2 separate regions of the Homo sapiens genome follow, and region 1 is linked to region 2. The links are chromatin loops, found by intact Hi-C in ENCODE. Cell type or tissue: B cell. All regions are shown on one strand. Each heading gives the region's core, and the rest is flanking DNA. Links, peaks and the distances in the headings are about the cores only.

Region 1 (2,919 bases), core at 329-2,828, 420 kb before region 2:
TACAGGTATTGCCTTCTAAAAGTTTTATAATTTTGCCTTTCATCAGTTCTGAAAAATACTTCTAGCCATTTTGTCATTATCTCTTTCATACTCTTTCTTTTCTTCTGAAACTCAAATTAAATGTATGTTAAACCTTGTTTTATCCTCTACGTCTATAATCTCTGACCAGATTTTTTATCTCTTTGAAGAAATTGCTGGTTAATTTCTTCAAACCTGTCTTTTCCAGTTCATTCATACTCCCTCTGGCTATGTATAATATGTTATTAAGCCCATTCATTTGGTTTTTAATTTCAACTGTTATATTTTTTAGTTTTGAAAATTCTAATTTGTTCATTTTTAAATCTGTTCTGTTATTTGCATGGAGTCTTACACTTTACTCACATTTTTAGGCTCTTTAATTTCTTTAAGCAAGTTATGCGTAGTTAATTTATAAGTTTTACCTGATAATTCCAATACTTGGATATTATATTTGGAAATATAACTATTTGGAAATATTGGGGGTGATCTGATTCTGGTGTTTATAGTTTTTGCTAATTCTCACCCACAGCACCTTGTTGTCTTGTATCTTTTAACTTTTTACTAGTCTTGTTTTGTGGAAAAGCCTGAGTCTGAGAGAGTATGAATGGTTTGCCAAGGCCACACAGCCAGCGAGTGGCAGCATAGGAATGCCAGTCAAAATCTGTCTGACTCTGAGGTCTGTGTACTTTTCTCTATCCTGTGAGGCCTAATGACCCTTGACTGATGAACTCTTTTACAAATCATCCCATACGTGATTATTGAGAGCCAAGCATTGTTTTTGGTGCTGGGATACAAAAATAGACATGCACATCTCCTTCTTTCACAGTCTAGTGTGACATAAACTGCAAATGGGCCGGGTGCAGTGGCTCATGCCTGTAATTCCAGCACTTTGGGAGGCCGAGGTGGGTGGATCATGAGGTGAAGAGATTGAGACCATCCTGGCCAACATGGTGAAACCCCGTCTCTACTAAAAATACAAAAATTAGCTGAGCGTGGTGGCGTGCCCTGTAGTCCCAGCTACTTGAGAGGCTGAGGCAGGAGAATCATTTGAACCTGGGAGGCGGAGGTTGCAGTGAGCCGAGATTGTACCACTGCACTCCAGCCTGGTGACAGAGCGAGATGCCGTCTCAAAATGATAATAATAATCATGATAATAATAATGATAAATAAATAAAAATAAAAAATAAAACACACAATGGCCAAGTGACACTGAGGCATGGGAGTGCTCTCATGCAGGTAGAAACAGTTCTCTGAGAGTCTAGACAAAGTTTTCTTAAGCCATTGGCTAATGCCCAGCGTACCATTTCATGCTTCACTGACATGCCGGTCACTTTAGTACTGTCACATGGCATGAGTTACAGGGCTCTTTATTCATATTTTCATCTAAATGAATCACTCCCCCTGGAGTTAAGCAAGGAGGCTGCATGTGGACTGGAGGGAGGGCATTTCAGGCAGAAGAAATAACATATACAAAAGCATGCAAAGGCATTCTATCTAAATCGATAGAAATAGAGCCTTAGAAATTATCTACTCAAACCCTCCTACATGATGCATAAATCCACTTTATATTATAGGAAATTTAGTGTCTAATTTATAGAATAAATGCTTGCTTTCTGAATGTCTCTATTGTCAGCTGAATTCAGGCACTATCAGAATAAAAGCATGATCTTACTTTTAATTAGCGACCTTTGGAGGGGAAGTTCTTTATAATCCCTTGTCACCCGGTTTCCTGGCAGAACACAAAGAGGTCAGAGGAGATCACTGGGTGGCAGCATGAGACAGTAAAATGACGCTAGAGGGCTTACGTTCTAGACGGGCTTGCTGCTGTTAATTGTGTTATCTTGGACAAGTCACTTGGATAATGTTTGCCTCCCTTTCTCCATCTGTAAAATGAGGGCATTATACTACACATGCCCTAAGGTCACATTCATTATCATGATTTACCAAGGTGCATTTAACAGAAGTCCAGAAAACAAAGTATCTCCCCAAGGCCCTGCACTGAATGCATTAGAAATTGACTCCAGCTATCTGGACCCCCAGGCTCTTGCCCTTCCTCAAGGATGGCAGGGCCTCCTCTTTCCACCTCTACTAGGGACAGAGCTGGTGGGTAGGACCCCAGGGAGGCTACTACATCAACGAGATGAAAATCTGGTCCTCCCAAGAGGCTGGCCACGTTCGTCCCACTAATGGGTCTCAGGGGTGCAGCTGTGGCTGTTGGTGTGATTTGGAGGCGGCTCCTCCCCATCTAGGCATCCTGGGCTCCCTCATGCACAGCAAAGGGACTTAAAGGGCAGACCCTTAGCTTCAAATGGCAGTGGGAGAGATGCTGTGATTTGTTCAAGGTCTGTAGCAGCCAGGGTAGCTTAATCCCTTAGCTGGGGACCCTTAGGAGCCCAGCCACCTCCCTCCCTCCCAGTTCTTTGTGATGCTCTGCTGAGCCTAATTGTCTAACTAGTTGCATTCTGCAGAAAATCCCCAAAGAGTTTGTTTCTTTCTCCTGGTCACACCCCCTCCCTGCATGAATGCATTTATTTTTAACTCCTGGTAGTTCTGGCCTCTGGGAAGGGATGACAGAGCCTGTAAGGAAGAAGTTGTGAGCTGATATCACAGAAGCTGAGCTTCATTTGCCCATCCAACCACCAGGCACTTAGGGATTTTTTTTTTTTTAAATGGGAAACAGGAAGAGACAAGGAGGAGTCAGCTGAGAAAACAGGAAAATCGCCTGTGAAGTATGACTGAGGCGGGATGGTGTGATGGAGGTGTGCCTTTCCGAAAAGGCTGGGTGGCCTGAGGCCTGCAGAGAGTCCAGTTGCTATCTTCCCTGAACAGTCCAGGTGAGGACATCCAGCGTTCGGTCCAAGGTAATAAGATGAGCCAGTGCTTCTAGAGTTCTGCTCTAAC
Region 2 (2,919 bases), core at 109-2,608:
TTTTTTAAGGGTTACAGTCTTGTTTTTTTTTTACATCTCAGACTTTTCACATCAGGCCTAAGAGGAGCAGGCTAATGGGTATCTTGGAGGGCTGGATGAAGGGTAGCGGGGTCATGGCCACCCCCTCTGCAGGGCAGGAACCAGAGCAACAGAAGTAACAGAGAAATAGAAGAGCCTGGACATGTGCTGGTCTTTAGGGGAATCAGGAGATGGAGGAACAGTGTGGCCCCTCCTCTTATCCTCTGGTCATGGGATGCAGTGGCCTGTGGTCAGCACGCGGCAGGCACTTCTTCATCTGGCCCTGCCTTTTTTCCTCGGCTCCAGAATGGGGAATGAGCCACCACTCTTTGTAGATTTGTTGTGAGAATACAATGAGAAGTTGTGATAGTCAACGAAGTTCTTTACGTGTGTTGATCCATCCTGGAGCTTCACTACCTTTTCCACAATACCAGGGTTTGCTCATTTTCCAAAGCCCCAGTGTCCTTATAATTGGTGGTCCCATGGGGGGAACTGCAGGAACCATGAAGCCAGTTCACCCTGTGCCAGAGCCCTGGCTTTGTCATGCACCAGCTATGTAACTGTGGGCAAGTTTACCACTCATTACAAGTTAACGTGTTAACTTGTAATCATCATACTCACTTTGCAGAAGTGCCTGGAGGACCATCTGAGCAGAGACATGTAGGCAAGCACCCAGGACAGGTTGGCTGGACTGACCTGTATCTCACATACACTCCTGGGCATGCACTGAGGCCCTCCTCTTGTTTCAACTCTTCAGGCCTGCTTCTTCAGGCAGTTTTTGGGTTAGGAACATTTACCTTCCTCATTTTGCGGAGCAGGGTGCAAGCCTGTCTTTCCAAAAGGTGACGTTGCCTGGGTCAGAACACGCAGAGCGCTGGGAGCCCTTAGTTTGGGCGTCCCCACTGCAGGGACAGCCAAGGAAGTGAGGACAACTCCTGTTTCAATCTTCATACCCTGGGTGAGGATACGGAACTTGCATTTTATGCCTTTTCTCTACTTGGTACCTCAGTGGCGACCTCTGAGTTAGAGGTGTCACAACAGGGCCAGTTAGTTTCTGTTCATCAGGAAGCCCAAGGTGCCTTTGGAGCCCGGGTGGCAGAACTGACTGGCGTTGGCTGAATCCATGGGTCGCCTCTGTCCTCTAGTGGCGAGAGAGGGAAAGGCATTGGCCACTCCGGGCCAGGCTTGCCAACCAGATTCAATTGCCTTTGAGTGATGGTGTGTATTTGGTCACCTGGAAACCTAGCAGCACCAGGCAGCACAAACCCAAGCAAGGCCAACACACAGAAGTCATCACAGAACACATTCCAGGCCTGGGGTAGAGGGTTTCACTCACCTGTTTATTTGTTCATTCATTTATTCATTCAACAAATATTTATGGAGTGTCTGCTATGTGTGGGCATGGCTCTAGGAAGTAGATCAAGACAGTGATCAAAACAGGCAATGAGGCAGTGACGTCATTGGCAAGATGGCAGAAAAGGACTTTTCAGCACTTGCCCCTTCACTGAAACATGAATTTGAACAACAATCTGTGCACGAAAATACCTTCAGAAGAGCTCAGGAATCTGGGTGATAGATTACAGTACCTGATTAGTCAGTGTGGCGATTCCTCAGGGATCTAGAACTAGAAATACCATTTGACCCAGCCATCCCATTACTGGGTATATACCCAAAGGACTATAAATCATGCTGCTGTAAAGACACATGCACACGTACGTTTCTTGCGGCACTATTCACAATAGCAAAGACTTGGAACCAACCCAAATGTCCAACAATGATAGACTGGATTAAGAAAATGTGGCACATATACACCATGGAATACTATGCAGCCATAAAAATAATGAGTTCATGTCCTTTGTAGGGACATGGATGAAATTGGAAATCATCATTCTCAGTAATCTATCACAAGGACAAAAAACCAAACACCGCATGTTCTCACTCATAGGTGGGAATTGAACAATGAGTACACATGGACACAGGAAAGGGAACATCACACTCTGGGGACTGTTGTGGGGTGGGGGGAGGGGGGAGGGATAGCATTAGGAGATATACCTAATGCTAAATGACGAGTTAATGGGTGCAGCACACCAGCATGGCACATGTATTCATATGTAACTGACCTGCACATTGTGCACATGTACCCTAAAACTTAAAGTGAAATAATAATAATAAAATAAAATGAAATAAAATAAAAAAGAAAAGACACATTGAAGGCAGTAGGAAGGACAGCTTCAGATTACCTGTGTCCTCACACCCCCAAGCCTATGCAGGGCATCACCGAGAGATACCTTCTACGTGGAGGAAAGAGAGCGAAGTGACCGCCAGTTTCACTGTGGACCCTAGTGCTAGGCTAGCCCTTATGAATCCAGGATCCTGGAGTCTAATAATGTTAACAGAAAAACATTAAACAGATTAAATTTAATAGAGTTTAATTGAGCAAATAACAAAAATTCATGAATCAGTCAGTCCTCAGACCAAATAGGTTCAGAGAACTCCAGGCTGCAACATGGTCAGGTAGCATTTATGGACAGAAAATGGAAGGGAGGTGCAGAGACCAGTTGATGGGTTATGGCTTCATTTGTCTTATTTGAGCATGTTCTTATCAGTTGGCCCCCTGCAACTGACTGAAGCTCAGCTGCTGAGACTGGCTGAGACTCAGTTACCTGTTATAAAATTATACTCCTAAGTTAGGCTTGCAGTTAGTTTCCATCCTATGTTAGGTTGAAGTTAATTAAAGAGGGACTCAAAGTGCAGAGGCATTGTCAGACCAAATTTAATTTAATTTAACAATAGAGTGGTTAAGCGTATTTGGGGGGGAAAAAGATCCAACTATATGCTGCCTAAAAGAGAGTCACTTCAGCTTTAAAGATACATATAGGTTGAAAGTGAAGAGATGGAAAA

The links. Hi-C counts contacts between places; a loop is a spot of excess contacts. Peaks named below come from ENCODE experiments on the same cell type or tissue, not always from the same donor. Only the 100,000 strongest peaks of a DNase experiment are listed, where the experiment ranks them.
Region 1: it touches region 2 in a loop (32-fold over the local background); 3 of 110 quality-filtered maps call a loop at or near these places.

Annotation. Positions count from the first base shown.
Region 1 is chr12:4,578,126-4,581,044 of GRCh38, forward strand. All of the region lies in intron 2 of DYRK4 (dual specificity tyrosine phosphorylation regulated kinase 4), which reads left to right. Among named protein-coding and RNA genes, the nearest start is that of DYRK4, 17 kb to the left of the region's middle. In B cell, for the core only: no CTCF peak of the experiment used is centred there; a DNase peak (open chromatin) is centred at 1,786.
Region 2 is chr12:5,002,047-5,004,965 of GRCh38, forward strand. No RefSeq gene overlaps it. Among named protein-coding and RNA genes, the nearest start is that of KCNA5, 40 kb to the right of the region's middle. In B cell, for the core only: CTCF peaks have their summits at 1,162 (motif pointing left) and 1,367; a DNase peak (open chromatin) is centred at 1,155; H3K27me3 peaks cover 475 bases.